2 separate regions of the Homo sapiens genome follow, and region 2 is linked to region 1. A link is an interaction called in ENCODE POLR2A ChIA-PET data of the cell type or tissue named here. Cell type or tissue: endothelial cell of umbilical vein. All regions are shown on one strand. Each heading gives the region's core, and the rest is flanking DNA. Links, peaks and the distances in the headings are about the cores only.

The links. Peaks named below come from ENCODE experiments on the same cell type or tissue, not always from the same donor. Only the 100,000 strongest peaks of a DNase experiment are listed, where the experiment ranks them.
Region 2: POLR2A ChIA-PET joins it to region 1 with 5 read pairs; 2 of 35 experiments call an interaction of 5 or more read pairs at or near these places.

What each region holds. Positions count from the first base shown.
Region 1 is chr9:77,712,081-77,723,372 of GRCh38, reverse strand. It overlaps GNAQ (G protein subunit alpha q), which reads left to right. Exons shown (of 7, transcript NM_002072.5): 7 at 1,860-7,276. The coding sequence ends at 2,050. Among named protein-coding and RNA genes, the nearest start is that of GNA14, 69 kb to the right of the region's middle. In endothelial cell of umbilical vein, for the core only: no CTCF peak of the experiment used is centred there; DNase peaks (open chromatin) are centred at 5,252 and 9,042; H3K27ac peaks cover 2,065 bases.
Region 2 is chr9:77,605,911-77,617,202 of GRCh38, reverse strand. The region is part of intron 1 of GNA14 (G protein subunit alpha 14); the gene reads left to right. Among named protein-coding and RNA genes, the nearest start is that of GNA14, 37 kb to the left of the region's middle. In endothelial cell of umbilical vein, for the core only: no CTCF peak of the experiment used is centred there; no DNase peak of the experiment used is centred there; H3K27me3 peaks cover 201 bases.

The sequences.
Region 1 (11,292 bases), core at 1,938-9,937:
GGTCGGTCATATGGTTATTCTATGTTTAGCTTTTTGAGGAACCACCAAACTGTTTTCACAGCAGCTGCACCTTTGTACATTCCCAACAGTGCACAAGAGTACAAATCTCTCCATATTTTCCCAAACCCTTGTTAATTTTATAGCCATGCTAGTAGATGTGGAGAGGTCTGTCACTGTGGTTTTGATATGCATTTTTCTAAATGATTACCATTATTGAGCATCTTTTCCTGTGCTTATTGACCATTTGTATATCTTCTTTAGAAAAATGTCTGTTCAAGTCTTTTGCCTATTTTTTAATTGGGTTTTTTGTTATTGAATTGTAGGAGCTCTTTATATATTCTGGACACTAAACGCCTATCAGATGACATGATTTGTAAATATTTTCTCCCATTCTATAGATTGGCTTTTCACTTTCTTAATAATGGCCTTGGCCAGGTGTGGTAGCTCATGCTTATAATCCCAGCACTTTGGGAGGCTGAAGTGGGAGGACTGCTTGAGGCCAGAAGTTCAAGACAACATAGTGATACCCCCATCTTTACAAAAAGTTTAAAAATTAGCCAGGCTTGGTGGCACCTATAGTTTCAGCTATTCAGGAGGCTGAGGCAAGAGGATCACTTGAACCCAGAAGGTTGAGGCTGCAGTGAGCCATGATCATTCCACTACACTGTAGCCTGGGTAGCAGAGCAAGACCCTGTCTCAAAAAAAAAAAAAAAAAAAAAGTCCTTAGATACATAAAGTTTTTAATTTTGATGAAGTCCAATTTATTTTTTCTTTTGTGAAAAATATGACCTGTGCTGTGGTGTCATATCTAAGAATCCATTGCAAAATTACATTTTTAGTTTATCTTGCTAGATATGTCACAATCCTTTTTCAAAGCATCTAGGAGAATTCTTGGTACATAAGAGACTCCTTCTTAAATCAATGTAAGAAAATATAGGTTGGGCACAGTGGCTCACACCTGTAATCCCAGCACTTTGGGAGGCCAAGGCGGGTGGATCACCTGAGATTAGGAGTTTGAGAACAGCCTGGCCAACATGGCAAAACCTTGTCTCTACTAAAAATATAAAAATTAGCCAAGCATGATGGCAGGCACCAGTAATCCCAGCTGCTCAGGAGGCTGAGGCAAGAGAATCGCTTGAACCTGGGAGGCAGAGGTTGCAGTGAGCTGAGATCTTATCACTGCACTCTTACCTGGGCAACAGAATGAGACTCCATCTCAAAAAAAAAAAAAGAAAAGAAAATATAAACCAATTGTTTTATCATCACACATGAACTGAATGCTACACAAATGTAGTGTGCTCAGAAATACCAGAAATCTATGGAAGTGAGACTGTTACAGAGGCCCATTGTAGATAGACCTGACCTTACAAACAGGTGTTCTAAGAGAGATGTCAGTCTGGAAGATGTAAAATGATCCATAATATTGGGTCGTTTGGAGGACAGATTGACAGGAGAGCCCGAGGCAGCTGTATCTTTGTGCACACTTATTATATAGCTGAAACAAGCATACTTAACTCAGTTGAACAGAAGTAAGCTATCACTCCCCTGATGAAGAGCCTACAGTGGCTCCCAATCACTCAGGGAATCAGAGTGAAGGCCAAGCTAAGAAATAAACTTAGCCTTGGCTTTCAAGTCATCTGTCTGCTTTCACCTATCCACATTTTGTGAATGGGTGGGTGCCTGGGTGGGTGGATGGATGGTCAGACATAGCAGTGTTAGGGAAAATGATTATAACAGATCAAATCTGCAGTGCAGATGTAGGCTTCATGAGCAATGACACAGTATTTATTGAACCAATGATGATTGAATACATTAGCAGATTAGGTAACAAAGTGTCCCTCTTGTCTCTTGGCCGAAAGGACCCCAGAGAGATGCCCAGGCAGCCCGAGAATTCATTCTGAAGATGTTCGTGGACCTGAACCCAGACAGTGACAAAATTATCTACTCCCACTTCACGTGCGCCACAGACACCGAGAATATCCGCTTTGTCTTTGCTGCCGTCAAGGACACCATCCTCCAGTTGAACCTGAAGGAGTACAATCTGGTCTAATTGTGCCTCCTAGACACCCGCCCTGCCCTTCCCTGGTGGGCTATTGAAGATACACAAGAGGGACTGTATTTCTGTGGAAAACAATTTGCATAATACTAATTTATTGCCGTCCTGGACTCTGTGTGAGCGTGTCCACAGAGTTTGTAGTAAATATTATGATTTTATTTAAACTATTCAGAGGAAAAACAGAGGATGCTGAAGTACAGTCCCAGCACATTTCCTCTCTATCTTTTTTTTAGGCAAAACCTTGTGACTCAGTGTATTTTAAATTCTCAGTCATGCACTCACAAAGATAAGACTTGTTTCTTTCTGTCTCTCTCTCTTTTTCTTTTCTATGGAGCAAAACAAAGCTGATTTCCCTTTTTTCTTCCCCCGCTAATTCATACCTCCCTCCTGATGTTTTTCCCAGGTTACAATGGCCTTTATCCTAGTTCCATTCTTGGTCAAGTTTTTCTCTCAAATGATACAGTCAGGACACATCGTTCGATTTAAGCCATCATCAGCTTAATTTAAGTTTGTAGTTTTTGCTGAAGGATTATATGTATTAATACTTACGGTTTTAAATGTGTTGCTTTGGATACACACATAGTTTCTTTTTTAATAGAATATACTGTCTTGTCTCACTTTGGACTGGGACAGTGGATGCCCATCTAAAAGTTAAGTGTCATTTCTTTTAGATGTTTACCTTCAGCCATAGCTTGATTGCTCAGAGAAATATGCAGAAGGCAGGATCAAAGACACACAGGAGTCCTTTCTTTTGAAATGCCACGTGCCATTGTCTTTCCTCCCTTCTTTGCTTCTTTTTCTTACCCTCTCTTTCAATTGCAGATGCCAAAAAAGATGCCAACAGACACTACATTACCCTAATGGCTGCTACCCAGAACCTTTTTATAGGTTGTTCTTAATTTTTTTGTTGTTGTTGTTCAAGCTTTTCCTTTCTTTTTTTTCTTGGTGTTTGGGCCACGATTTTAAAATGACTTTTATTATGGGTATGTGTTGCCAAAGCTGGCTTTTTGTCAAATAAAATGAATACGAACTTAAAAAATAAAAGCTGGTATCTTAAAATGTAAGAGAGTAAGACTGTGAAGCCTAAAATGACTGGCTGAGAATGAACCAGAAATGCCATTTGCCAAACAGTTGTAACTAGAAATTTGATTCTCACGGTCCATTCTTTTCTTTGTCCTTAAGATGACATTGTTAGTGTTCACGTCCCATGTTCAGTGTCCAAACCGGCAATGTAAAAAGTATCCTGTGTGGTTTAACAGGAAATCTGTTTATGTCTCTTTATTTGAAACCAGTTTTACTCTCAGTGGTTCTTTAAGTTCAATGAAGTCTGCCAGGAACATTGGTTGGTAGTATTATTCCGACACCTTTAATTTCCAAAATCTGAAGTTCCTGCTAGTTTACCACCTTCATGATCTTCTTGAACTGGTAACTGATTAGGTTGAACTTATGGAAGATTTGTGGACTTAACTCAAAAGTAACCTCTCAGTGTTCTATAGAACATGTATTTGTGTAACTGAACCTACCAGGAGAAATGTTTGGAATTCTATATGTGCAATTTTTCAACAAATGCAAAAAAAATACAGCACATGTATTGACAAGCTTCTGTCAAGCAGCTTGAGTTGAAATTTGATTTAAGAAAATAAATCATGATTGTTCAAAGCTGCTGGGACGTTAGAATTAGGCCATGATACTGGTCTCATTTTAACTACAGTGGTATTTGGCACTAGTGTAAACTTCCATATAAATCACTCTTTTGGAACAACAAAGGGGGAGGGAGAAAAATCACGGCCTGTTAAATGAGTACCAAAGCCGCCCAACAGTAATGAGATGTTCTCATCCTTGATTCTCCCAGCCTCAAACAACACAGCTTACTTTTTTTTTCCCTTGCTCAGAAAGTACCTGTAATTTAACAAACAGACTGCCTGTAGGTATAGTGCAATTACAAATGCTCTAATCATTGTACATACATCTCTCTTGATATTGCAGCATCCATACTGGCTTTGTAATCATTAATTTTTTGGCAGATTGAATGTGCTGTATTGATATGTATCTATGTAATTGTATTGTATGTCTATAGCTAATTCACGTTTTGAATAATGTTATTTTATTTACTTTTTTAAGAGAGGAGAATGTAAATTTGTCAGTTTATTTCTGACTAGGGATATTTTCTTTCCATTTAGAAAAGAAGAAAAAAAAAAAACCTTACTGTCATACAGAGCGGTACTAGCGTCGTGCTGTATAAAATCATTTGCACATTCCTGAGTAGAGGTATACTGATTATAAGACCCAAAGGTAATTTCATAGCAAAATACATAAAATCAGTCGGAGCTTTTATACAAACATGGAAACCAACTTTGTAGAACTTTTGCCATTTGATCTAGGATTGGAATATGAGCTTTTATACAATTCATATTCTTATTTGGCAAATGCACAGTTTAGTATTACCTCTCTGATGGCCTTTACTAGAAAGGCAGTTTTAGAAGCTATTGTGATCCACTAAGGAAATGTTTTAACAGCTAGAGACCACTGCTTGCCTGAAAGGGCGTTCTTAAATTTGGTGCAGCAAAAAAAAAAAAAAAAAAAAAAAAAATTAAACAACAACATTTGAAGGCCTACAGTGTGTATAGAGAAAACCTCATCACAAGATCATAAGTGTTACAGTTTTAGGGAATCAAGATATTCTATTTAATAGAGCTATAGTAAATGTAGTCAATTAAACCTGATCTCAAAGCTTGAAGAAGCTGAGCAAAACAGGGAAAGATTGTTATATTTGTCTTTATGAAATTGGGATGGAATTTGCTATGCAGAATTGAGGTTTGTGGCTTCGCTGTTCCTGTAGGGTGCATGACAAGATCCCTTCTCTTGAGAAAGGAAAAAATTGATCACCCTAGCAGCAGTGATGCATAGAAACCTAATTTTAGCCACACCAGTCAATCGAAGCTAAAGGATTTTCTTTTTTGTTTCTTCGGGGTTTTATTGAAGGGGCTAGGGGCGGGACGGGATTCTTTTCAGTTTTGTATAAAAACAAAGTTTACTCATGCTTTATATTATATTGTGATTGCAAGCGTTATAAGCGTGTGCCACTGGCCTCCTATTGTTGATGCTTAGGTAATGGAGGCCTGTGGTGAGTTTTATGGTGACTTGGGCATGTCTTATTCAAAAACAAAAACATAAAACACAGAAACCTTTCTTCAGCATACCAAGGCAAGCAGCCATTTCATGACTCACTTAACACATTGCAGTGTACCAGTTTACAGATGATTTTTCCCTTTTTGCGTGACATGGCAGTTCTAACCCCCAGAGAATTCCTTATTTGTAAATTGGAAGTTTCTACTATGCCTTACAGAGCTTAAATTCAGAAGTTTGTGCCTCATATCTGAAACAAAGGGAAATAACACACCCATTCAAAAGTAAATAAATCTCCTAGAAGTTTTTGTTTTTAACATTTCCATATAAAGAGCTCTGTTGAATGTCATGAATAGACTGGAAAAAAAAATTTTAAGAACCTGCATATGTTGTTTACTAGCAGATGACAACTACAAAAGGAATCTGAAGAACACGTAAAACTTGTATTTTTTTTTTTTTGGTAGATTAACTAGCAGGCCTATTTTAAAAAGGTAATTCAGCTAAAGGGCAATTTACTTTTTTGTACTTCAGACTATCTTGATTGTCAAAGTGTACGAACTGTAATTTTAAAATTTATACTGCCACATGATTGTAAATTTTAGTTGTCTTAAGTTAGGAATTGGTGAAAAGCTATTTATGCTGGATTTGGGTCAAAATGACTTATTTGCAAAAAAATAAATAATGGGAAGAAAGGGCTGTATAATGAAATACTGCAAGACTCACATATTGGTTGGAAATTTCCCTCAAATCACCTACCGATTACCCTTGATTTCCCTTTGTTTTCAGTTTCTCAAAACGAATGAAATGAAATATAGCAGAATGTTAACCCATATAAAAATAAAGTGTACCCAAATATTGTAATGTATATTGCTGCTCTTCTTCAAATTAAATAAGGGTTTAAAACCACTTAATTGGTAATCAACATCTCAATTGATACAAATAAGGTGTGCTTGGTATACATTAATATTTTCTTCCAAAGATATATCTTTGGTTAGAAACACAAAAAAATAAAACTAGTAATATTGTATGTTTATCTATCTCTACATATTTCCAGCATATGTAGCGTTAATAGATCTGTCCTGGTAACTGTGTCTTTGGGATTTCATTTTGGTTCCATCAAATTAGGAAAAGAAATGGCTTAGTTGTATATGATTAGCTAGAGATTTTTGGAGCCAGACACCTGCTGTTTAGTAGATAACTTAGTACAGACCCTAAACTTGTCATTTGTTTTTCTCACAGAATAGCCATTTCCTGCTGTCTTCCCAATGATCACTGCCCTTTCAATAACACTCTTGCCTCTAGAATCATATGTTCAAAGTATGAATACACACCTAGCACATAGTAGGTGCTCAAATATTAATTTCCTCCTTGCCTTCCTTATCTACCCTGTGTCCTCCATTTCCCCGTATGATTCCAACCCAATATAGCAAATGACATTTACATGTTATGAAAACATCTATTGGGTAAAATCAGATCTTGGATAAAGAAATTCTGACTTTTATATAAGCTTTTGGTAGACAGAAAAAACAGAAAGGTATTCGTTGGTAGAACATTTTTAAGTTCAGGAAAGAAAGCTGGAATAATACTACGTAACTTTGTCCAGGTTACTTTGACTGAAACACGTTTTTGGTGGATTTCTTTTCCTCAAAGAACTCTCTAAATGCAACTCCTTGCTGGATTCCTCACCCATCATCCTGTTGGAAACCCTTACTAGACCTATGTATTTAGGGAGTTTTGTCAGAAAACATTTTTAACTTGCAGTATTTAAAAGAATATTTACTGTTCCTAAAATGTCATTCAAATGCATGTACTGTCTATTGTTTGGGGATGGGAACTAGTTTTGCAAAAAACACCTAATGTTGTATAATAATGCCCCAATGATCTTGCTGGTTAAAAATACAGTATTTTTGGCCATAATTTTGTACTATAGTATTCTTCATTGTTGAGTTTTGCTTCCATTAAAGTTGCCCGAGCCCCTCTCAGAATGTTTTGTATTAGTAGGAGTACTGAAATACATCTTTCCTTCCTTAACACACCTTGTGCATATTGCATTTTCCAAAATAAACAAGTTTAATGGTTTCAAAAAAAAAAAAACACCAAAAAACCTTTTCCCTTCTGTGTATAATCAGAAATAAGAGTCTCCTGTAGTGGAAATACACATATTGGTAGCATTTATCAAATTTGCTCTTTGAAAAAACTTGCCTTAATTTAGGTTATAATTAACTGGTTAAAAAAAAAAGTAAATACCTATCCAATAAAGAAAGGAGCCAGCAATCTTCAACCTGAGGCAGTCTCCCAATCAGTAAAAAGAATCCACACATCTGCCCTGGTTTACTGGGTAGCACACTGGACTCAGGCCAATGGCTGGCTTAAGAGTTTTGCCCATTTCAACACTGGCAGTGAATAGGTAGACTCCACATGGGAAAAATGACATGTCACAGGTGTCCTCTCTGAGTTTTAGAAACACATCCAGGCTTTTGAGGTCAGCTAAAAATCAGCTGCTCCTGGGAGTTTTATTAAGTGGAGGTGATGGTGGCAAGTGGCTTTCTGGAAAATAGGTACTTTTGTGGGGACTTTAAGCCACAGCAAAAGCAAAACCTGTTCCTGTTACTCCAACTGGCAGCCAGCCCTTGCTTATGGATTTTTGTTTTTCAGAATATGTCCCCTCTAAATACTAAGAGATGAGAGTGTCATTTTTGCTTAAAGGCCTTCAGCTCTCCTTGTGTGATTTAGAGACCATTTCCAGTAGATGGTATTCTCTCTCTCTGTCTTAACTGTTCAAGGAATGGCGTGGCACTGACTGTCATCTAGCACAGGCCTGGAGTGATGGTTCCCACACCCTAGTTCTGCAGAGACACTGGAGTGTTAAGCTATACAGGAGCACTCCCCTCTCTTTGGCCTTCTAACCTGAGTTTGACCCCTTTAGGACCATGATCTATTTGTACCATCATTCCAAAGACCCCCACCCAGAGGAAAAAACACAAACTCACTAAACAGTCATTGGGCCAAATATTTAACTTGACCTTTTGGCTCATAGAGCAAGCCTATGCCATCAGATTGTCTTCTGTCCTGTCTTTCTGGAAATGGTAACAAAACAGTTGGCTTGAAAGCTTCTCTGCTTTACTCCCCATCTTTCCTGCCTTCTCACATTTTTCTCTCAGGTTGTGATGCCCTGAGTCCTGCCTCTTGAGAGACAATTAAGCCATAGCAAAAAGGTGGAACTTGATGCTAAGGAACAACCAGGTACACTGCATAATGTGTGCAGAGCAATTTCAGATGGTAAACTAGCCAGTTTCTTGCTTTTTTGTCTAATTTCAAATGATTATCATACTCATGAGTTTCTCCATATTTGAAGCTCTTATTGAAATTTGATCAGGGGTGGAGAGTGAAAGGCAGTGGTTAGAAGTGGCTTTCTGGCTGATTTGTTTTAAATTACGCATTATCGTTATTTTTTTTTGTTTCATTGTCATGGCTGACTAAAACATGGATCCAGCTATTACAAGGAGCTATATCCAGTCTGTTTTAAGGGAGTCCCGTAGATTCCTGCAAAACAAGACCCTGGTTATAAAATGTAGGTCTCTTTAAAATCTAAGATGCATAGAGAGTACTGAAAAGATTATTTTCCCTTTGAATTCTTATGCCTCAAGACTATTGGAATTTGATCTCTGTTGATTTTTCTCTCTTCCTGTTTTCCTCAAGAATGCAAAGGCCAGAATATTTTTCTGTCTCATAAGCCTGTGGATAAAATAAGGCAACTTACCCTCTTTAATTAAGAGTAATCACACTGAACCATACTAACAGAGAGCTGGAAGGCAGGGCTCCCAGGTTTCAGCCCTTTCGTAGCCCTAGAGATGTTTTTGCAACTCAGGAGACTAGGCCTGTCCCACAGAGATAGACTGCTTAAAGGGCCCTGGGGACTCTCCATCTGTTTCCAGTTTGCTCCGTGTGCTTTTATGTTGGGTCTTAAAAGCATCTTAAAAGGACCAGGAAGAGACAAGGTCTGCAAATGGAGATTCCACACTGTGTCCAGCTGCCAGGACGCTAACGTAGCTGCTGCTAAGACTGTGTCTGCCCTGAGGCAGACCTCACCTAGGAGGGCATATCTGTTAGGAATCCTGGCACTGCCTGCCAACCTACTGTCCAGTCAGGGCACCAGCCAGTCATGCCTGAAGTACAGGTGCCATGTCAGGGGTTATAGCATCAATGGTTATATTCTAGGAATCTGAGCAGTCTTAGCAAAAGGGACCAGCTTGCTTTTGTCACTGAACTTGGAGTTGAGAAGAGATGCTGACACCTGGCTCTCAAAGTGCCCTGCATGCCATCCTCAGGTGCTTTAGGTGATGCCTTTCTGTAAACCTGGAGAGTGTCAGCAGGAAAGACCACCCTGGCTTACTGCACCAGAAACATATGCATTCCCTCCCCTGTGACTCAGACCCAATGACCAAAAAGCAAACTGGCCCCATACCCATGATGGGCTCTGACAAGTGGCGGCTCTGCTGGAAATACAAAATATTTAAACTCAAAAGGAATCAGTTTGGGTAGCAAATTTAACTAATACGTGTGTGTGCGTGTGCGTGTGTGTGTGTGTGTGTTTAATGTCTCAGCATCTCCAACCAACTCAATCATTGCTGAATAAAGAGGAAAACCCCACACAAATGTTTATGTCAATTGGGTAAAATCAATCCTAATATTTTTAAAAACATAGTCTCTACACATACGTGGGTACACATGTAAAATCTCAAAATGGTTTTATCTTGACGCTGTGTACACAGATACACGTGTACAAATATCCGCACATCTATACAGTGAGGCTTGCTTATCCCTATGGTTATAAGCATTTTATCTCATGGAAGGTAATTCTTCATATTGACATGATTGAGACTAAAAGTATCATAAAATCCACAGCTCACGTTTTCTTTTTTAAAAAACTGTTCTCTCACCGCTCTTTTCAAAACTCTGCCTTAATCTAGGAAAGAATACCTAATTATTGCACTTTTTTTTTTTTTAAATTGTTTTAGGAGAGTTGAACTTAGACTGGGGTTTCTCTGTCTCTGGGCAATGAGGGGATGTATTTCCAGCAGACAGGAAGAGTCTCAGACCAGGTACAAAAACTGGATGAAATGTCTGTCTCATTACGAAAGCCACACTTTAGATGCACATTCCTGTAGATGTTATCGTTTCCATTCCTGAGTTAAGTCTTCTCTGTGTAGATTGCTCACTTCCTACTACAGATGATGAATTGCCAGAACACCAGGCACATACCACACAGCTTGTACAGAACTACAGACTCAGAACAGACAGTTTGGGGACTGTGTTCTTCTATAATTATTCTTCAACCTGCTGGAGGTGCCTCGCTGCACGTTCCATACCCACTAGTCCACCCAGGGGGTTGCTGCAGGCAGTTCAGGGCAGGAGCCCCCTGCACCCTTCTAGCATTCCCTGGCCACCAGCCAAAAACCAGGAGTTGATGCCTCAGGAGTGACACGACCAGTGGGGGACAGGAGTCCGTGGATACACGCTTCTGCTGTTGGCCCTCAGTAGATAAACCTGAGTTTCATCCTACAGGTCTCTCTAGGGCCCCCAGAGCAGGACTCAGCCCCAGCTGTTATCAGTGAAACTTGCTCGCGAATGTACCCTTTATTGGCTTCTCTCTCCTGGTGGTCTTGCTTGTGCACTCTCTTGTGGTTCTTTATGACATCACTTCTCAAATTCATTGCACCCAAACTCCTAACACAGGACCTACTCTGGGGGAAATCTCAACTAAGACAGGATCAACGGATGGCTTTCATTGTCAAAGACAATGGAATAATCAACAGGCCATAACTGAGACTAGTAAACACTTTGCCTTGAATGGACTACCAGCTGCAGCTGATGGTTAAGGTTCAAGATTAGTACCTGGAACCCTAGCATAACATGAATTTGCCACAAAGGCCCACAGTGGGAGATTCTGTGGTGAGAGATATGTAGATACACAGACACACACCTGTACTAATATAATCTATACAATATGACACAACTTATTCAATACAAATTTATACAATAATATACTTATGAAAAAATTTATGTTTCTTAGAAGTTACATGTAGAGACCGGGCATGGTGACTCATGCC
Region 2 (11,292 bases), core at 1,494-9,493, 110 kb after region 1:
CCCATTCACAATTATAACCACATTGTGGCTAGAGGCCGAGCGCAGTGGCTCACGCCTGTAATCCCAACACTTTGGGAGGCCAAGGTGGGTGGATTGTGAGATCAGGAGATCGAGACCATCCTGGCTAACATGGTGAAACCCTGTCTCTACTAAAAATACAAAAAAATTAACCGGTCGTGGTGGTGGGTGCCTGTAGTCCCAGCGACTCAGGAGGCTGAAGCAGGAGAATGGCGTGAACCCGGGAGGCGGAGCTTGCAGTGAGCCAAGATCGTGCCACCACACTCCAGCCTGGGCGACAGAGTGAGACTCTGCCTCAAAAATAAAAAATAAAATAAAAATTGTGGCTAGAGGGATTTAACATCTTTATCTAACACATTTGGAGAAGGGACTTTGCCCTAACACAGAGAGCTGGAGGTGGAGTTATTGTTTCATCAAGGCATGGACTCAGGATAAGGATGAGGCCTTTTTGATGCTTTTCTTTGGATAGTGATGTTAGTGACAGAAGCAGGAATTATGACGTAGAGTAAATAAAAACTTTACTGCTAAGAGGTCCTGTTTCTGTGCTTAGGAAAGAGCTGTTTCCAAAGTTTGTAATCACCTGCTGAGCATCAGCATGCCTGTACCTCGTGTGTAATACTGAAATATTCCTATGTCTCTTGGTAAATACCCACTGCCCCTGAGTGCCCCCATCTTCCTGCTGCTGACTTAGCCATCAGAGCCTTGCTTCTGGTGGTACTCCTGACCTCCCTCTACTCAGCACATAATAAGTAGTGCCTTGCACAGCAGTTAGCTTCCTTGGCTTCGTTCCAGCCATTACAGTGGAACAGTATCCGTTCTGATTAGTCAGTGCCCATGCCATGCCATTAGCATTGCCAAATCTTTTGAGTATCACCAATGGTTCTACCCATGGGTAGGGTCACGCCTAAGCAATGTGAAGTTGGAAAGAGTAATCTTAATGAACCAGCCACTTCCAAATAGTCAAGAATGTTGATGTCCTTGATCTCTTGAATGAATTTTAGGTTTCCATTCTGCTTTACCATTCTGTGAATACTGCACAATGTGTGCTATGGTAGCCAGTGTCTGGGTTGACAAGGCCTCTCATGGTTTACTTGTATCCCAACATAAATGCGATAGATTGGGCATTCCTCATCCTATCCTATTGCAAAGAACTCTGAGATTTCAGACAAACCCTGCATGTATAGCATGAACTGTGGGTGAAGACCAAGATATGAAGTATTTCAGTGACCATAATGCAACAACAACAACAACAACAAAAATCTTGCTCTTTCCCTTTGACTCTATGTTATCTACTTTGGGATTTCTCCAAAAAAAAAACCCCAAAAAACAAAAAAACAAAAACCAAAAGAACTGATGATTCTGTTGGACTTGGAAGGTTCGCATGCAAAGTGAAGTGTTGGATATGGTAAAATTCTTCACTGATTATTTAAACGTGTGTGTGTGTGTGTGTGTGTGTGTGTGTGTGTGTGTGTGTGTGTGTGTATTTCATTTTCAACCACCAGCAGTGGGTTGGGATGGTCTAAGTACAGAAATGTGTATGATGATAAACATGTTGATGAAAAGACAAAAAGCTTTTGGTCTTGGGTGGGGAGGAGTGTGAGTTTGGACCCTGCTTGGTCATTCTGCTCTGATGGAGGTTCCCATCTCCTTGGTGATCTGCAGCAGAAGGAAGTACATGCTGAATGTTGGGTAAGGGGAGAGCAGAAAGTGCTGTCTCCTGCAGTCTGAGCTTGAACAAGTTTTTCTGGAGGTGATGGGAACTCCTCAGGACTTTGCCAAATAGGTGGCACTGACCTGATCAGAAGAAAGAAGGTGTTTCAGATATTCCATATTGTAAATAAATGTCCCTGACTATTGGTTTACCTTTAGTGGCTAAAAAAAAAAGCATTGTCTCCTGAAACCCCAATTTGGGATAATTTCTGGGAGGCACTAGGAGAGTCTCTTCTCTGAGAAATTGATGGCTAATTTGGAGACTGAAGGAATCAAGTGGCTGGTTAGTTACATTTCTTCCTGTGTAAAAGCTCCATGACAGTGCTGCTGTTACATTTGTTTCAACAACTAAACCATGTGCCTTGATTCCACAGGCAATGGAGAACTTTCTCTCTGTGCCAAGAACTGTGGGTAAAGAGAAAAGCAAGACTGACAAACATAAGTGGATTTTCAGTGAAATTAGACTTTTAAACCCCCTGGTCTTTCCAAGTTCATAACCCTTTAGGAGGCAAGCTGGCTTCTACTGCCTTAAATATGTTTGGCATTTACAGTAAATTATGACTGTGGGAGTATTTGCAATCTACCACCCCTGACGATTTCTTTGAGGAAAAGATTCTTTCTCACTGGGTCAGCCCGTGGGCTCTTCATGGGGAGAATCTAGGCAGTGGATGATGCAGAGAGAATGCTAATGAACTGAGGGAAGCCAAGTTGATCTATTAATATAATACACAGCTGAAGTGGGGAAGAAGGAAGGCAGAACAGCCATGAGACTGCATGGCAGGGAGCTTTTTTGGAGGGAGTGTTGAGACTAGGAGAGTTTCGGGGAGCATTTTCTCTCTGTGTGGAAGATATTAGGAGGGTCAGGGATAAAGAGAATATTTTGAGGATGCATTGTGAAAACGAAGAATCCATCTCCTTGTTGGCGTTTCATAGACTGAGAAAGGATTGGAGAATTAAGTACATGTTCATTGCCTCACTGTGCTTATTTGAATTAATACAGTGGCAAAATTATGCAGCATGGGGCCCCAGGATTTATTGAGAAAACACTGAAAACACTAAAATGGGGTACTGTCAGATACCCCAAAAACTTGAGGATCCAGGGTGGTTAGGCTGACCCTGTGTGACAGAGACAATGAGATGGAAGGAGTATGTGTCTAGTTTTGGTCACTGGGATGTGGGTGGAAGTGATATGTACCATTTCTGGGACTGGCCTATAATAAATCTCCTATTCTCAGTCCTCTTTGTCTCTGTCTAGAGTCATCTTTGAGGCCTTTGGTTAGAGAAGGCAGAGCTACAAGAGAAAAATGCCTGTGCTCTGAATCGCTGCATGGAGGAAAGCTGGCCAACCATGAACATGTACATTGAACTCCATGTACAGGAGGGAAAAATAAGTTTTAATTGTGTTAAATCACTGAGATCTTGGGAATTATTTGTTACTGCAACAGAGCCCAGCATATTCTGACTAATACATTCTATTTCCAAACAAGAAGTATAGTGGTAACCTCTCTGCCACTCTGACTAACTACACTACTAGCTGCTGTTTCTTCCCTTACATTTGGGAGAAACAGCTGCTAATCCTTAATGAACATGTTCCTCTCATTTCCAACAGGAGTAAAACTTTGGCAAGGAAGAGGAGAGAAAGTAGTGGGAGCCACTTAGTGGTAAATCATTAGCACATCGCACATTATGGTGGGATTTTCCTGCATCAGTTCATGTTCCACAAGATTAGCTCATGAATAAATGAGTCTTTTTAAAAACCACTTTATTGATTGACATGTATGATTGACGCATAGAAAGCTGTACATATTTAACAAATACAACTTAACAAGTTTGGAGAAAAGTAGATACCTGTGTAACCATTATCACCATCAAGGCCAAAAACATTCTTCCCCTCCCCAAATTTCCTCCTGCCCCTTTTGTTATTATTAGAGATAACACACTTAAGATCTACGCTGTTAGCAAATTTTAAGGATACAATGTATTATTGTTAGTTATAGGCACCATGCCGTATAGTCTCCAGAATTTATTTATCTTGCATAACTGAAACTTCGTATCCTTTAACTGTCATTTCTTTATTTCCCCATTGTCCTACTCCCTGGCAACTGCCATTCTACTCTCTGCTTCCAAGAGTTTGAACTCTTTTAGATTCTACATCTAAGTGTGATCACAAATTTAGTGTTAAGTTTGTGAGTGTAGAGAAGCATATTATGGAATAAAAGTTTTGTGTGTCTCTTAAAATTTATATGTTAAAACTTTAATTCTCAATGTGATAGTATTTGGAGGTGGGGCCTTTAGGAGGTAAATAGGTTAGATAACGTCATGGAGATGGGGCCCTGGTCCAATGGAATGAGTGTCTTTCTCTGTCTGGCTTATTTCACTTAGCATAACGTTCTCCAAGTCCATCCAGTTGTGCAAAATGGCAGGATTTCCTTCTTTTTAAAGGCTGAATAATATTCCATGTGTGTTTATGTCACATTTTCTTTATCCATTCATCTGTCAATGGACATTTATCCATAACTTGGCTATTACGAATAATGCTGCAATGGGAGCATTATACGTGGAGTGCAGGGATCTCATTCAGATCCTGCTTTCATTTCCTTTGGATAAATACCCAGAAGTTGGATTTCTGGATCTTATACTTGTTCTATTTTTAAATTTTTTAACTGCCAAGTCCAATATTTTTTAATATTTTGAGAAACCTCCATACTGTTTTCCACAAAGACTATACAAATTTACATTCCCATGAACAGTGTACTAGATTTCCCTTTTCTCCACATCCTCATCAATACTTGTCATCTTTTTTTTTTTTTTAAATAATAGCCATTGTAACAGGTATGAGGTAATATCTCACTGTGGTTTGATTTGCATTCTTTTGATGATTAGTGATATTGAGCAGGAGTGAACTTTGTCTTTCTTTTGCTCTTGTGTCTTTGTTTACATTTTAGGTTTTAGTATTTGCTTTTTGTTTTTATTTACTTATTTAAACGTTTTGCCTGATTGTAGACTCACAGAGCATGAGAGCCCTGAGAGAAGTGTTTGGCCTGACAAGATACAGATTAAGTTTGGAGCTACTTTCCCTGCAGGCTTGGTAGGAATGATGTCTGGAAAAGGATCTTAGAGGAGAACTTTTCCCATGCCTGTGGCACCTTGGCTACCTTGTAGCTTTAATGTTTGGTGAGGACTTTGATTTTAGTTCTTTGAGTGGGTGTAATCTTACTTTTTCTTTCTTGTCAGAGGCAAAATAGTGGATTGGGTTAGAGCTTAGTTTTTGGTGTCTACTTTCCAGCTGCTACTCACTGTTTGACCCTTGATGAGTAACTTAATTTCTTTGGGACTACATTTATTTCCTTATTTGTAAAACCAAATAATAGATGTAGATCTTTAGCCTAGTTTCTAGTATATTATAACCACTCAATAATAACTATTTTATCAATATTGTTATTATTAGTGACAATATTATTATTTCCTGTCTAGTTTCTTTGATGTTAATGCTTCTTAAATTGTGCATTGCTTTTGGGTCTTAGTACTTTACATTTTGGGGGCAACTGAAGTTTAGGAACTTCTAGATCATGAGAGCACTCAGAGTGTATTTGTGTCCACAATGGTAAGTCAGTGTAGAAACCCAAAAGCTAAATGTATTTTGGCTCACTCAGAATAGCCTCTTCCATTTTTAACTTCAGCATCAGGGTATGGTGGGTGCGAGAATGGGAAGTTACTCAAACCCACCAACAGCAGAAAAATGAGTTATTTTCATTGCCTTGGCTTTGCTTCTTTCTTTTTCTCTGATGATCATACGTGTAAGAAAAAGGCTGGAAAGGGGACAATACAAAGGGAGGAGATTTAAAGCTATTGTCTGAACTCTCTGCTTTCCACCTTCATGGCTATTGTTGGGAGGTAATTCCTTATGGGCATCTCATGTTTCTTGTGTCTTGCAAGTGAGGCTCTAAATGTTCTTCTTAGGGACTCTCCTTTCAAAGATGTTGGGATAGCAAACAGTCTTGGAAGACAGAGGCAATGTCTTTCTCCAGAGTAAAGGACAGACATGCTTACTGCCCACTATAAAAGATTTAGTTTCCTATGTTCAGAGTTCCCCTCCTGTAACACAAGCATTGAGCATTCAGGCATCCATCTGGGCCTGCCCATGTAGCTCCCTTGGGATGCTGGAGCAGGAGAACTGATGCAAATATGTAGATACTCATGTTACTTTCTATGCAATGAATAATAAAGCCCTCTGTCTCATGCCTTCTACCAGCATCTATAGCATGCTAACATGGGAGCTTGCAAGTAAGGTAAAATCTCCAACCCTTCTTAGTTCTTGATAGCCACTATCTTGGCTACCAGTCTTCTAGCTGCCTTAAAACCACTTGAGAATAGGGTAATGTAAAACAAATGTAACTAGAATGAAGCTCAGACTAGATCCAGTCTCAGAGTGTGTCCTTACCTACTTACTTCCTATCTTTCTACCCCTCCTCCTTTCCTATTCATTCTGCATTATTAAAACCCCAATTTGGCAAGGACAAAATCATCTTTGAAGTGCAAGGGAGGAGAAAAACTTAAGGAGTGAAACCAGAGTCCCCTTTCACACAAATGAGAGAGGAAAAGTTGCTGACATTCATTTGTTAATCCTCTCTGTCCCATTATAAGCAAGATCCAGTCTTCTTACATCTTACAGATATTTGCAATAGGTGATTCTTGTTCTTCTCTGTTCTAGTCTGTAATATTATAACAGAAATATGTATCAGAAATAGCTTATTTGGTTGCTATCATTTGATCAAACTCATAGATATTGGCATTAATATATAAATGGCTTATTTAGCTTTAAGTTTGTGAGTGTAGAGACGCATATTATGGAATAAAAGTTTGTATCTCTCTTAAAATTTATATGTTAAAACTCTAATTCTCAATGTGATGATATTTGGAAGTGGGGCCTTTAGGAGGTAAATAGGTTAGATGAAGTCATGGAGATGAGGCCATGGTCCAATGGAATTAGTGCTCTTATAAAAAGAGACAACAGAGATTTTGCCTCTGTCTCTTCAACATTTAAGGTGTAGGGGCAGAAGGAACTTTCCACCCCATGAAGATTTAATAATTTGATTCTGTAAAACAAACTGACAATAGACAGATTAACAAGAGAAAAGGCAAACATATTTGTTAATGTGCAAGCACACAGGAGCCACACAAAATAGGAAACTCAAAAGGACCAGAAGGCTAAAGTTTAACTATTCTATAGGGGAGAGGGAGGTGGGGGATGTAGGTAATTTTAGAGGAAGAATACATGATTTTTAGGGGAAATAAATGAACCCAAAGAACAGACAACAGCTTAGGACAAAGTTCCTCTGGGAAGGTGAGGGGTGGAACTAAACTGTAAACAAAGTTTGTGTTATTATTCAGATAAAGCCTCTCAGGTAATAAAAGTTGTTTTGGAGCAGCCTCCAGAAGAATAGGTAGTAGCCAGTCTGGGTGTGGTGTTGACTTTTAATATCTTCTGCAGTGATTAATCTTCCCTGGTTGTTTGATGAGCTTCCTAAAGAGGTGGATCAAGACAATTGCAATCCTTCTGGAAAATCTTCCCTTGGTCAGATACATGAACCTCCCTGCATTTCAAAAAGGAAAGAGGTGGTGGCGGGCTGGATCAGGAGAAGATCAGAGAGAGACTTTGATTCTGAGGCTTTTAAATCACATTTGTTCAAAGCGCTCAGCATGCCAAAGGGCCATATTTTGAGGATTTTTTTCTGAACCCCAACAGAGGATACAGCAATAAGGCGTGATGGCTGCCTGAAAAATCAGGATGTGTTTTCTCCCCAGGAATCAAATCAACCAGCACCTTGATCTTGGACTTCTCAGCCTCCAAACTGTGGGAAATAAATTTCTATTGTCTAAGCCACCTAGACTGGTATTTTGTTAGGAGTATTTTACTTTGGTACCAAGGATGGTGTGCTGCCATAAGCAAATATCTAAAAATGTGGAAGTGGCTTTGAAACTGGATAATGGGTAGAGCATGGAAGAGTTTTGAGGTGTGTGCTAGAAATATGGATGTTAAAGGCAATTTTGGTGAGGGCTTAGAAAGAAAGGGGAGAGCTGGAGAGAAAACCACCATCTTTGTAGAGAATACTTAAGTAATCATGAATGCAATGCTGGTAGAAATATGGACATTAAAAGCGGTTCTGGTGAGGTCTCAGAAGGAAATGAGAAACAGGTTATTAGAAACTGGAGGAAACTGCTACTTTATTATAAAGTGACAGAGCACTAGATTGCATTGTGTTTGTGTTCCAGTGCAGGCAGTGAAGTTGATATTTAGCTGAGGAAATGTCTAAGCAAAGTATTGAAGGAGTACCTTGGTTCTTCCTGACTGCTTCTAGTAAAATGGAGAAAAGAGAAATGAATTTAAGAAGGAATTCCTATGCAAAAAGGAACCAGAACTTGAAGATTTGGCAAATTCTTAGGCTATCCATATTGCAAAGAATGAGAAAGATTATTCTGAAAAGAACACTAAGGGTGTGGCTGAACACTATTTGATAAGGAGATAGTATGGATGTGAATGAAGGATTTGATCAGCTATTTCAACAGAAGCCGGGAATGGGGATGGGATTATACCAAGAGAAATGTTGCCAGCTGGGACTAAAGGGGGCAGAAATAAACAGGAGTGACTGAAAGAAGGATGTTGGGCCATCGCCAAGGTGCTATGGGGAAATTAAAGTAACAAAATTAGAAAAAATTATTAAAAAGCAAAAAAAAAAAAAAACAGGATATTGGGCTTCGTACATTGTCAGGATAGGATGATGGGGCCATTTGGCTGTGAACATGCTTTATCTTTCAAGAAAAGGGAAGAATAATCCCAAAGGCAATTTGGAGAGCATCAGAGCTGCCACTCTTACCACAGGTCAAGGGGGCAGGGCTGGTTCCTCATCTGTTTCAAAGGGTTGGGTGGCCATTCTAGTTTTTGCTGGCCAGGATGCCTCTGCCCATGACTTCATTCTCCCTTAGAGAATCACATGGGGTGGGCCTTTCCAGAGAGCCAGGAGACTGGGCTCTCACAGGGAAGAACTCATTCCAGATTTAACTCCAAAGTCTCATCTAAATACCATCTAAATTAGGTATAGGTGATACTCAAGGTACGATTCATCCTGAAGCAAAATTCCTCTCCATCTGTGAACCTGTGAAATCAAATTATGCACATTCAAAATCCATTGATGATGCAGGCATAGGTTATATAGATATTCTCATTCTAAAAGGGAGAAATCAGAAAAAAGAGATGACATGTTCCAAGCAAGTCCAAAACCTAGCAAGGAAAATTCGATTAGATGCTAAGGCTTAAGAATAATCTTCTTTGGTTCAGTACTCTGCCTTCTGTCCCCATTAAGGTAGCAGCATCATGCCCTTGGCTCTGGGGCCGTCTTGCCCCCAAGGCTTTTTGTGAGAGCCCCACCACCTTTGCATTCAAGATGGACATGAATTTTGGGAGCCCAGAGGAAGAATATTATGGCCTGAATGTTCCCCCTACCCCAAATTCAGATGTTTTGAAGCCTTAACCCTCAATGTAATGTTAGGAGATGGGGCCTTTAGGAAGTAATTAGGGTTAAGTGAGGTCAGGAGGGTGCGGTCCCAGTCCAATGAGATTAGCACCCTTATGAGAAAAGACACTAGAGTTTTTTTTTCTCTCTCTCCACCATGTGAGGACACAGTAAGAAGGCCAGTGCCTGCAAGCCAGGAATCAGGCCCTAACCAGGAACTAAATTGTTGGCGAAAATCTTGATCTTGGACTTACTAGCCTTCAGAACTGTGAGAAATAAATTTCTGTTGTTAAGCCACCCAGCCCTAAGAAACAAATACAGAGCAGCAAGTAGGTATGAAAAGACATTCAGCACTTAAAGAAGTTTGCAAAGTTCTTAGAGTTGGTTTCCTTGGAAACCTTGTTGGTATTACAGCCTTTCTTTATTGCACCGATGTTCAAGTGTGTGAGATGCAGATGAAGGTTATCTGCAGAGGACACATATAATGTTAGACCTAGCATGCCCTCCTTGAGAACCTTACTACAGCCACTCCAACTCCCATACACACTTGAATCTTCTGACTCAAACAGTGGTTCCATCAAGCCTCTCTTCCTGTGTACTGACTTATGGTGGCTTCTTCTTTTAGGATTCATCAGCAATCACTTATTCTGATTTCTTACATATGCCTTCTCAGCATGTCACTTGGCATCTCTCGTCTGTGTGAGCCAGTGATTAACTTGAAATTCTCTTACTCTAATTCTGTGGTAACTGTTCTATTTATTATTACAGACTGTTGAAGCTCCCAGAAAATCTCCAATCATTTTGTGCAAATCCATTATTTTACAGATAAGAAGAGAAAAATGTCTTAATCAGCTTGGGCTGCTGTAACAGAATACCGTAGACTGGGTGGCTTAAATAACAAGCGTTTATTTCTCATAGTTTCAGAGGCTGGGAAGTCTGAGATCAGAGTGCCACCATATTCGGGTTCTGGTGAGGGCCCTCTCCCTGGCTTGCATTGCCTGCATTTTACTGTGTCCCCACTTGGCAGAGAGAAATTCTGGTGTCTCTTCCTGTTCTTATAATAAGATAAATCCCAACCTGGCGTCTGCATCCTCATGACCTCATCTAAACCTAATTACCTCCCAAAGGCCTCACCATCTTATATCATTGCACTATGGGTTAGGGTTTCAACACATGACCTTTGGGAGGGACATAAACATTCCGCTCATAACAGAGAGCTTAAGGAGGTTGAAGATGTTGAGGCTTACACCTTTTTTTCCTTTCACAACAATCCACAAAACTGCTTCCCCAGGAACCCCAAATAAGGAAACCCTTTACAACCCATTTGGTGGCAGCATTCTGAAAGAATTCCCTTCTGAGCCTTTGATAAGTTGCACTGAGCATTACCAGTATGCATGAGACATAGCATCTAAACACAGATTTCAGTTTTTATATTCCTTTTACTTCTTTTAGTGATAATGGCCATTCACTTCCTGAAAAGAGAGGGCTATGAATATTAAGAAGAATCCAAGAGGGTGAGATTCTGGTTTTGTATAATCATAGGAAAATATTCATTAACTAATTCCAAAAATAACAACCAACTTAATGAGTTTGTAGGGAGAAATGTTGCTTGACTTTAAGGAGATTTGGAAATACTTACACTTAAAAGATGAGAAAGAAGGAGTAAGAATGAGGCTTCTTTTCCTAGTAACTGGAAACATAACCTTCTTAGAATTTATTTTTTGGTAGGAGATGGCTTTTTTCTTTCCCTTTTGGAAAACAATAACTTTTAATTGCTGATAATTTCTCCTGGGTCAAGGCTTTAAAAGGACAGAATAGTTTTCTTCCTTCTGCTAGAGTAATAAAGCACTTAAAATGTTTCTGTTTCATTTCACGGCTGCCCACTGAAGAATCTAGTCCATCTTGTTCTGGTAAACATTTCCTGAACCACTTCATTGTTTGAGTTTTTTCCCTCCATTAACAGGAAAGGGAGATATCTCTCAACAGAATATATGAAACTTATCAGGAATTACCCTCTGCCAATGGATAGTCTCTTACCTAGTTTTGTTTTGGA